Regions from separate parts of the Homo sapiens genome. Here regions 1 and 2 are each linked to region 3. A link is a contact called in ENCODE Hi-C or POLR2A ChIA-PET data. All regions are on one chromosome and are shown on one strand. Each heading gives the region's core, a stretch centred on a gene start or an enhancer-like site at or near the end of the contact. The rest is flanking DNA. Distances are from core to core; before and after follow the strand shown.

Region 1 (2,805 bases), core at 1-2,500, 1.5 Mb after region 3:
TTCCCAAGTAGCTGGGACTACAGGCACCCACCACCACGCCTGGCTAATTTTTGTATTTTTTTTTAGTAGATACGAGGTTTCACCATATTGGCCAGGCTGGTCTCAAACTCATGACCTCGTGATCTGCCTGCCTCAGCCTCCCAAAGTGCTGGGATTACAGGCGTGAGCCACCGTGCTCAGCCCAGTTTTGCCATTTTCTGCAGCAGATGTCAGTTCTTTGAGTGACATGAAGATAGAGATTTGCTAGGTGAGGGGAAGAGTAAAGGAACTAGTGAATTGAAAGGCCTCTTTAAAAGGAGATTAGTTAAAATAATGGACCACAGTGTCTACACTGCATAGAGAAGGAAATAAAGGCAGTGAAGAGCTAATAAATCAGAAGGAAATGGAAGAATTACACAGCTGCTGGATTCCATGTGGTGGGAGACTGGTTATAGTTGGCAGATGGGAATGAAAGATGAAAAGAGAGGAAGCTGTAGTCGTAGGGGAGAAGACTTAGTTCAGAAGAGAGGGGTGAGTCCTGGGTTATGGCCATCTCTAGCAGTTAGCTATTGCCAAAGTGGAGGGAAGAAAGTCACTAGAGGGGCTGCAAGTCTAGTGTTCTGTTTATCCACGTTGAAGATGCATGACGAAGCCTGGACCGGGAGAGAGGAAGCCAACATGGCAAGAGCAGAAATCTTCAGGGTCTCAAGAATGAGTGGGAGGTTAGTGGATGATAGAGACAGTGGCTGAAAGAAGAAATACTGCGGTCAGAAGTGCCTGGCCAATTGAGGGTCCTTTTACTGAAGAAAGGAAGGGCAATTGTTTGAAAATTGATTCAGGGACTTTAGAAGGATGCGAATCCCATCTGCAGCCCTGAGGGGTAGTCAAATTAGCATCCTCCTCCAAGGGATGCCAGGACTATTCCAGGACAACCGAGCTTCAGGAAGGCAAAGAGGTAGAAGGTATTCTGTGTAGGCGTAGGTGCAGAAGTAGGTGAAATGGATTTGACTAAAGGGTCCCAGAGGGTACATGGAAAACTTTTCATAGGAGAGGAGCCATGGGAACTCTAGTTACAGGAAGCCCAGAAGAAACTGCAGGTGGGAGCAGAGGAGAGGAAGGATACATGGAGAGTTTACATTTTGCAAGGTGAGCAAGACAGAGAAATGCTGCCGCACAGAATGAACTGGTCTCGAGGTTTCAAAGTCAACTGTGGTAGCTTGAATGAAGTGCAGCTGAGGCTCAAGGTTGAGTGGCCCTGGCCACGGTCCACCTGGCTAGCAGGCAGTGTCTTCTGCTAACCCATCCGGTGTCCTCTACCCCCTCACCTAGTCTTCCCCCAGGCCCCACTGGATGCAAGAACAGGGTCATTTTCAACTTCAGGAATAATGTCACCGTAAACCAAACACCAACCTTGGCTGGTCTTTGTTACTATTCCCTTAATGCAGGCTGCACACTAGAAATTTTCATTCTAGATGTCCCAGTCACTTAATTTCAGAGCACTTATTTTTCTTTTAAATACTTTCACTTTTCTCTTTGCCTTTTTTCTTAAATGACTTCACTTTTATTTCATGCTTTAAAGTTTGTAGATCATTTCCATGAAATAATTCATTAGACAAATTCATTATTGTAATTTCATTACAATAACTAAGCAGGCCAGGCAGCATTATTCAATTTCCACAGATGAGTAAACTCAGACTTTGGGAAATCGTTTTTCAAGGGCATCTTTAGTTCAATGCTCTTTGGTTGTCACGAAGGGCCTGTCCTTTGAACTGCAAAGTCACAGCACATACTGACAGAGTTACTCTGAAACATGCAAAACGATTATGATGCCGTTGTGTGATATATTTAAAAATGAAACCTAAGAGTTTAGTAATAATAGCTTCCTGTTACTATTACTTTGTCATCTCTCAAGGACTTTTAAATCACTGAGAAATATATTTGTTCTTTTCTGAAAACCACATGAATGCAGATGACAGCGACAGATAATCAATCACGAGAATGATAAAGTGTGGTGGCTGCGCTGGAAACAATGAGTACGTTTAAAATCTGTTTAAGGTGACAGTTGTCTCTGAAAAATAGGAGTTGATGGGCCTCAGCCAGTGCTTCTAAGATTTTTATCATTCTGAGAGAGTAACTGCCTTTTCAATCCAGATTTTAAAAAGTCAGAAACTTCCTGAATGAGCAACTCTTAGAATGAACTTGGCACTTAACATGTTTGGAGATCTGGGAAGAAGGAAGGTTTTCATGGTTGTTTTCAATCTTATCTAAACATACTTGGCCAGAATTATAAGAAGTAAAAATACCCAAAGTGTTCATCCCTTAAAGCAAAACAGATGTCAATTAGGGATGCAGCATATACATTGTGATCAACTTGTAATGACCCCAAATCTTTATTGGGCTTTTTAGTAAGTATTTTGTATTTTACAGTATTCACCTGACTCATGATATTGTTGTTTTTGTAGGTAGGATGATGGTCTACCTGCAATTACATGGTTCAAAGTAATGTTTATCTAAAATATAAGACAGTTAAAGCTCATTCTTTGATACTCACTCCTCTATGCTACCTGAAAAATATCTTCAGTTCTCCTTCTCAATTTTTTATTCTTTTTTCAAGATAGGTAATCTGTAAGGCTCATACAAACACACATCAAAGATCTGCACCTGGACTCTTTTTTTTTTTTGAGATGGAGTTTCTCTCTTGTCTCCCAGGCTGGAGTGCAATGGCATGATCTAGGCTCACTGCAACCTCAGCCTCCTAGGTTCAAGCAATTCTCCTGCCTAAGCCTCCTCAGGAGCTAGTATTACAGGTGCATCACCATGCCCGGC
Region 2 (3,109 bases), core at 262-2,761, 1.4 Mb after region 3:
TGAAGCAAAGAGAGGGCTTACTTCTTTTTAAATGTGCTTTCCTACCAGGGCATGAAAAATACTTTAAAAAGCATTTTTATTTACTTCTGGGTCCTTTACTGCACTCCAAAAAGCTGAGTTTGCCTGACAGTACATATTAGATAAGAGAGATGTTAGGAAAATTGACTTCAGCAATTTTACATCTTGCCTCACACAAAAGGCTTTGATGCACCAAATTTCCACAATGTAAGACCCTTGCAAAATAAAAAAAAAAGTCACAATAGGAAAATCTCAAACATGCTACAGAGACAGATTTAAAAAGTTACTTGGCATAGTCAAATAAAGTAAATGGTATACTGTCTCATTTCAATTTCAACTATAAGTTGCTAAGAAACTTTTGTTTCTAAATTTGCCATATATACATTGCTGAAACTACATCCTAAAGGGACTGCCTTCCTAAATTGAGGATATCAGTATTTATCACAGCTCTTCCCAGCATGGAGGCTTTAACAACAACAAATACCAAAATAAATGTATTATGCCAGACAATCAGGAGGCTCTGCTCTCACTGAATTCTGAATAAGAGACAGATAATACTGTTCTAATTCTCCAACATGTGCTTCTGCCAATTTAAAACTTTTCTTCTTTGAAACAAATAGCTGTTTTTAGTAAGAGGTCAGTGTACTTTAAAGAGTTAAGAAGGTTTTGCATTGCCTATTTCCGTTATCTTGAGGTCTCCAGATTTGTAAATATCTCCTCATTCATTTTCCAAAAGGCCCATAAAGCTGGTTTGGAGAAAGTATGAGTGTGATTTTTTTCTCAGGTAAAAAAAAAAGTGACCCCATGTCAGTAATCTAAACATTACTCGATTTTTTTTGAAGTCAGACCAAATTTCTGTCTTCAGAAAATGTTTCTTTTTTCTCCCACTTGTCTTCTTCAACTTTTGAACAAATACTTTCAAAATATCTTGGTGGCATGACTACTATAGAAAGAAACCAGTGTCATAAATGGAGTGATCTGGGCTAAACTTTATCTGTCCTGGGAATCTTTTACATGATTCATTTAGAGACTACTCCCACCCCTTGGTCTCTCTTCCCTTGGATTTCTGAGAGCTTAGGAACTCCCACTCTGAGATACTCTGTGTTCTCTCCTCACGTGGAGTGTATCTGCTACTTTGAAATCAACATCCCTACCAGACACGTGTCACATTTAAGTTCACGCACAGGACCATGTCCTGGAATGATAAGGCTTTCTGCTGCTGTTCTACCCTGAGGGCATTCCGCAGGCATCTTAGGAACTCAATCTTGAAGGCTCAAGCTAAGCAAGTGAGTTCAGCTTGTACTCATCACCCAGAATTCTCTAGTAGTCACTTTTACCTCCAACTTCCCACTCTCTCGCCTCCAACTAAAGGGTTCCCAAGGTCAGTTCTGGCTTAGCTACACTGTTCATCTTCCACCTCCTTGTCATGCCTGCAGCAAGCCGAATTTCTGTTCTCTGAGAGGCTGACCCAGAGCTCCTCCTGGGTGACCAAGCTCGCTTCTCCCTGGGGACCAAAGGGCAGCATCATCGGCCAAAGACAAAAAGAAACCCTGGGGAAGACATCCTCCCTTACTTTCCTGCCTGCTAGGGTGGGGGCCGAGGCAAAACTTGCTCCTACTTTTCTACTTTGCCCTTCACATTAACAACAATCTGAAGGGCATTAAGGTTTAATGTGTTCTCTGCGGATTCAAACGAGTTCCTAAAATTAAGTACTACACTCTATTACTTATTAATCACATCTGATTCAGAAGTTTTTCTTCACGTACTTCCTCATTTTCTGGACTTTGAACTTCCCTCTCATGTTAGAGCCAAGCAGCTGTAGCAAACTAGCCATTATTTTTTCCTGCATTGCATAAAATAGAATAACACTCTCCAAGTGTAATCCAGCTTCTGTGATTTATATTGATGAGCATCTCAGGACTCTGCTCCACACCAAGGCTTGTGACCATCGGAAATGTTGCAGATCCAGTTATGGCAGGATGCATGCCTCTATTCTCCAAGGATTCTCTATTCTACCCTTAACCAATGATCTGGCCTCATGACAGCAGTCTTCTATTGCAGGGACATGGTCAGCAGGGAGGAAATATGCTTACGGGGCAGCACACTTGGATTCCTCTAAAAATCATATACTATCCCTCTAAAATCACCTATATTTTTCCATCTCCCTGTCCTCTAATCAGTAAGATATTTAAGCATGTGAACCCCTATTGAGATATTGGACAATCACTCTGTAATTCTTTCTGTGTGCATGGTAGTTAATAAATGTGTATGCCTTTTCTCATTAATCTGCCTTTTTGTGAGTTGATTTTTCAGCAAATCTTCCGAAGGGTAAGGGGATGCTTTCCCTTTGCCCTGCAGTTGGTAATAATTTACTCATGGCAGCACATGGTACAGAAGGTAGAAGGTTACTGAGCGAGTGACCCACTGTCAGGAGACTGGCCCGCGATCAAAGTGCTTGGCTGGCTCATCAGAGGGCGCTGATTTTGCACTGATTTTTACCAGCCCCTCAACCACCAACTCCTGGGCAGCCACCCATGGGAGGTAAGGCTCCATTGCGGGGGTCAGTGGACATTCATTATCACACAGGGGCTTTCTCATTTTCTTTTCTAAAATCCTTAATATAATAGTATCCTGTGTACGTCATCTAAATGTGACCTTTATGTTTTCTATGAAGGACTATATATATATATATACGTATATATATATATATATATACACACATATATATATATATACATATGTATATATATACATACATATATATATGTATATACACACACATATGTATATATATTCTACATAGAGGCACACTTCTGATATATGAAAGCATAAGATTACAACCAGCTGTGATTTTTATTTATTTTAGCTTCTAAATTTAAAATTCTCAGATTAATGTAACATAATCTGTTCATTTAGGGATTCGTGTTTAAGTTCTATGCTTTAGTGCTAGGTGGCTGCAAATCACAATGTACTTTCAAAACAAAGTATCTTAACCTTTTAATAAATCCTTTTCATAACCTGTTCAATTCAAAAAAATGTTTATAAACATGTTAGACATCTGACACCATTCTATCGCAAGAGGGTAGAAACA
Region 3 (2,700 bases), core at 24-2,523:
GGGCTTGGTGACTTATGCCTGTGATCCCAGCACTTTGGAAGGTTGAGGCAGGAGGATCCCTTGAGCCCAGCCATTTGAGACCAGCCTGGGCAGCACAGTAAGACCCCATCTCTACAAAAGATAAAATTATATCACTTCTCAGCCTTTTAGCTAAGATCAAGTACAAAAAATAAAATTATTAGCCAGGTGTGGTGGTATGCACCTGCAGTCCCAGCTCCTCAGGAGGCTGAGGTGGGAGGATCACCTGAGCCCAGGAGGTTGAGGCTTCAGTGAACCGTGATTGTGCCACTGCACTCCAGCCTGGGTGACAGAGCAAGACCCTGTCTCAAGAAACAAACAAACAAACAAACAAACAAACAAAAAACTCCTTGGGTAATGACCCAGCGGTCACCCATTGTGACCAGTTTTTCCATGGGACTGAACCACTGTCATTTGTCTGGTGCTTTATAACAGCTTACAAAATACTTCTGCAGCCACTTTCTCATTTGCTTTTCCCCAGTGCTCGTAGCGTTATTGGCGATGTATAGATGCAGAAGCTAAGAGAGGTTAAGTCATTTGCCCAAAGTTACGGAGCAAGGGGAGACCTGGACCTAAGCTCCAGTCCTTGGCCTTTGCTCTCAGACTTTCCCAAGTCCCTGCTGTGGGGCCTTTGGTGGCAGCGGGCCAAGGCAGTTCCGGGCACCTGGGCTGACTGTGTGACTGTGAGTTTGGTAAGCCGAGCCTGGCAGGTGTTTGCAATTCCCTGAGCTGGCTCCTGGGAATGCATTCTGTGCCATGCAGGGCCGTGTTGCAACGTGACTAATGGATGAGAAGGTTGAGGAGGAAAGCCATTACTTCACCAATGTGAATCAAGGTCATTCGTCACCTCGGGAAGCACACGGAGCTGCGACGTTCAGGAGGGAGGCACGCTGCTCCCAAGCCAAACCACGATGCAGCCTGGCACCAGTCCCATGCAGCAGGGAGAAGGGGAGTTTCTGGAAGCGAGGATGAGCTGGGCAGCCAGGCCCAGGGCCCTGGCCGTGCATGCATCAGCCCCTCCTGAGAAAAAGAGCTCAAGGACTACATGGGGTCTTACCCACGAGTGGGGCAACGGTGCAGTTTCCAGGAGGCGTTGGCAGGAGCTGACCGGCCACTGACGCTGGCCGGGGTCCCTAGGGGACAGGGACTGGAGGGTCAGCGGCCTCTGACCATCCAGCGTCATCTGAGGAAATCAGGCCAATCGTGAGCCACCAGAGTGTCCTCACCGAGACGGCCTCTCTCCCTAGTATAACAAGCCACATTTGCTGCCTTTCTGGGAGAGTTAGAAGCAAGCCACGTGGGTGACTTCTTTTCAAAGTTCTCTGCCTCAGAGGAGGAAGCCCCATGGGTGGAGGCCAGGCCCGAGGCCATCCTGCTCTGGGCCAGAGCGTGCCTGTGTCTGATGAGCGAGGACATGCCTCGTCTGGCTGAGCCTTCCATTTCACACCGGCAGCTCGAACCCCCCATCACGGCTTCCTTTTGGGCTCCCCTCCTCAGGGGACCGAGCTTGAAATGTGCTTGCCCTTCATCCCTAAGGCCTGCGTCCCTTCCTCAGAGAGGACTAAGCCCCTCTCCCAGTCTTGATGTTCTCCGAGGCCCTTCTTATTCACAGAACCTATCTGGCTTATTTATTCGCTTGCTTGCTTCTGATGTCTTCTCTTACTGAAAGGTAAGTTATGTGGGAGATGGAATCATGCCAGCTTTGGTTCACCATTACATCCTCCACACTTTTCTATTCTGATTTATTTATTTATTTTAGAGTCAGAGTCTTGCTCTGTCGCTCAGGCTGGAGTGCAGTGGCACAATCATAGCTCACTGCAGCCTCAAACTTCTGGACTTAAGTGATCCTCCTGCTTCAGCCTCCTGAGTAACTAAGACTACAGGTGTGCATCACCATGCTTGGCTAATTTAAAAAAATTGTTTTAATACAACAATTAGCTGGACGTGGTAGTGTGAACCTGCAGTGCCAGCCACTGTGGAGGCTGAGGTGGGAGGATCACTTGAGCCCAGGAGATTGAGTCTGCAATGAGCTGAGATCGTACCACTGCATTCCAGCCTGGCAACAGAGTAAGACCCTGTCTCAATTTTTTTTTTTGTAGACGTGGGGTCTCACTATATTGCCCAGGTTGGTCTTGAACTCCTGGACTCAAGGGATTCCTCTGCCTCAGCCTCTAGTGTCACTGGGATTACAGGTGTGAGCCACTGGACCTCGCTCCCCTGAAAAGTTTTTGTGGAGCCTGGCACCAGGGGAACCCAATATCTATCCTTTGAATGAATGAATAAATGCAAGGAAATAAATGAAGAGGAGGCGGGGGTCAGGAGGGGCATGTTTTATATGAGTAGATACCATGCAAAGGTCCTCCTGGGTGCCATCGCCAGTGCGGGGCAGCCTGCGAGCCCCTTGAGGGAGGTCTCCCTGACACACTGCCCACTCCTCCTGGGGCCGAGCAGGAGTCACATCCAAGGGCTGGGTCATTATCTGATAAATGAGTGGGTTGTGCGGATGAGTAAACAGGGACTGACCCAGAGGTCAGGTGTAACTCAGCCTCAGAAACTGCGTGTGTCAATAGGAATCGAAGGGCCAAGGAATGTGTTTTTCGTTGATGTCAACTTGCTGCAAAGGACCACACCTGCTTCTCGACCCAGGAACGTGGGAAAGGGAAAGGCTTGGCTTGTTTTGGT

The links. A loop is a pair of places that touch in the nucleus more often than their neighbours do. ChIA-PET counts read pairs that join two places held with the same protein, here RNA polymerase II (POLR2A). Pooled maps may share reads with other maps.
Region 1: a map with no recorded cell type shows a loop between it and region 3 (5-fold over the local background). The contact joins the enhancer-like site here to the promoter of LINC01348 in region 3. A Hi-C loop is called at or near these places in 1 of 37 single-sample maps with no recorded cell type and 2 of 50 pooled maps. POLR2A ChIA-PET finds 5 or more read pairs at or near these places in 1 of 52 experiments (activated CD4-positive, alpha-beta T cell).
Region 2: a map with no recorded cell type shows a loop between it and region 3 (6-fold over the local background). The contact joins the enhancer-like site here to the promoter of LINC01348 in region 3. A Hi-C loop is called at or near these places in 2 of 37 single-sample maps with no recorded cell type and 1 of 50 pooled maps.

What each region holds. Positions count from the first base shown.
Region 1 is chr1:233,598,290-233,601,094 of GRCh38, reverse strand. No RefSeq gene overlaps it. Among named protein-coding and RNA genes, the nearest start is that of KCNK1, 14 kb to the left of the region's middle. Within about 2 kb of position 1,250, at least 2 of the 41 ENCODE cell types and tissues checked have a DNase peak (open chromatin) inside an H3K27ac peak, as active enhancers do.
Region 2 is chr1:233,672,258-233,675,366 of GRCh38, reverse strand. KCNK1 (potassium two pore domain channel subfamily K member 1) reads right to left here. Exons shown (of 3, transcript NM_002245.4): 3 at 2,853-3,109. Among named protein-coding and RNA genes, the nearest start is that of MIR4427, 50 kb to the right of the region's middle. Within about 2 kb of position 1,511, at least 4 of the 41 ENCODE cell types and tissues checked have a DNase peak (open chromatin) inside an H3K27ac peak, as active enhancers do.
Region 3 is chr1:235,068,391-235,071,090 of GRCh38, reverse strand. It overlaps LINC01348 (long intergenic non-protein coding RNA 1348), which reads left to right and starts at 1,273. Exons shown (of 4, transcript NR_027454.2): 1 at 1,273-1,687; 2 at 2,589-2,700.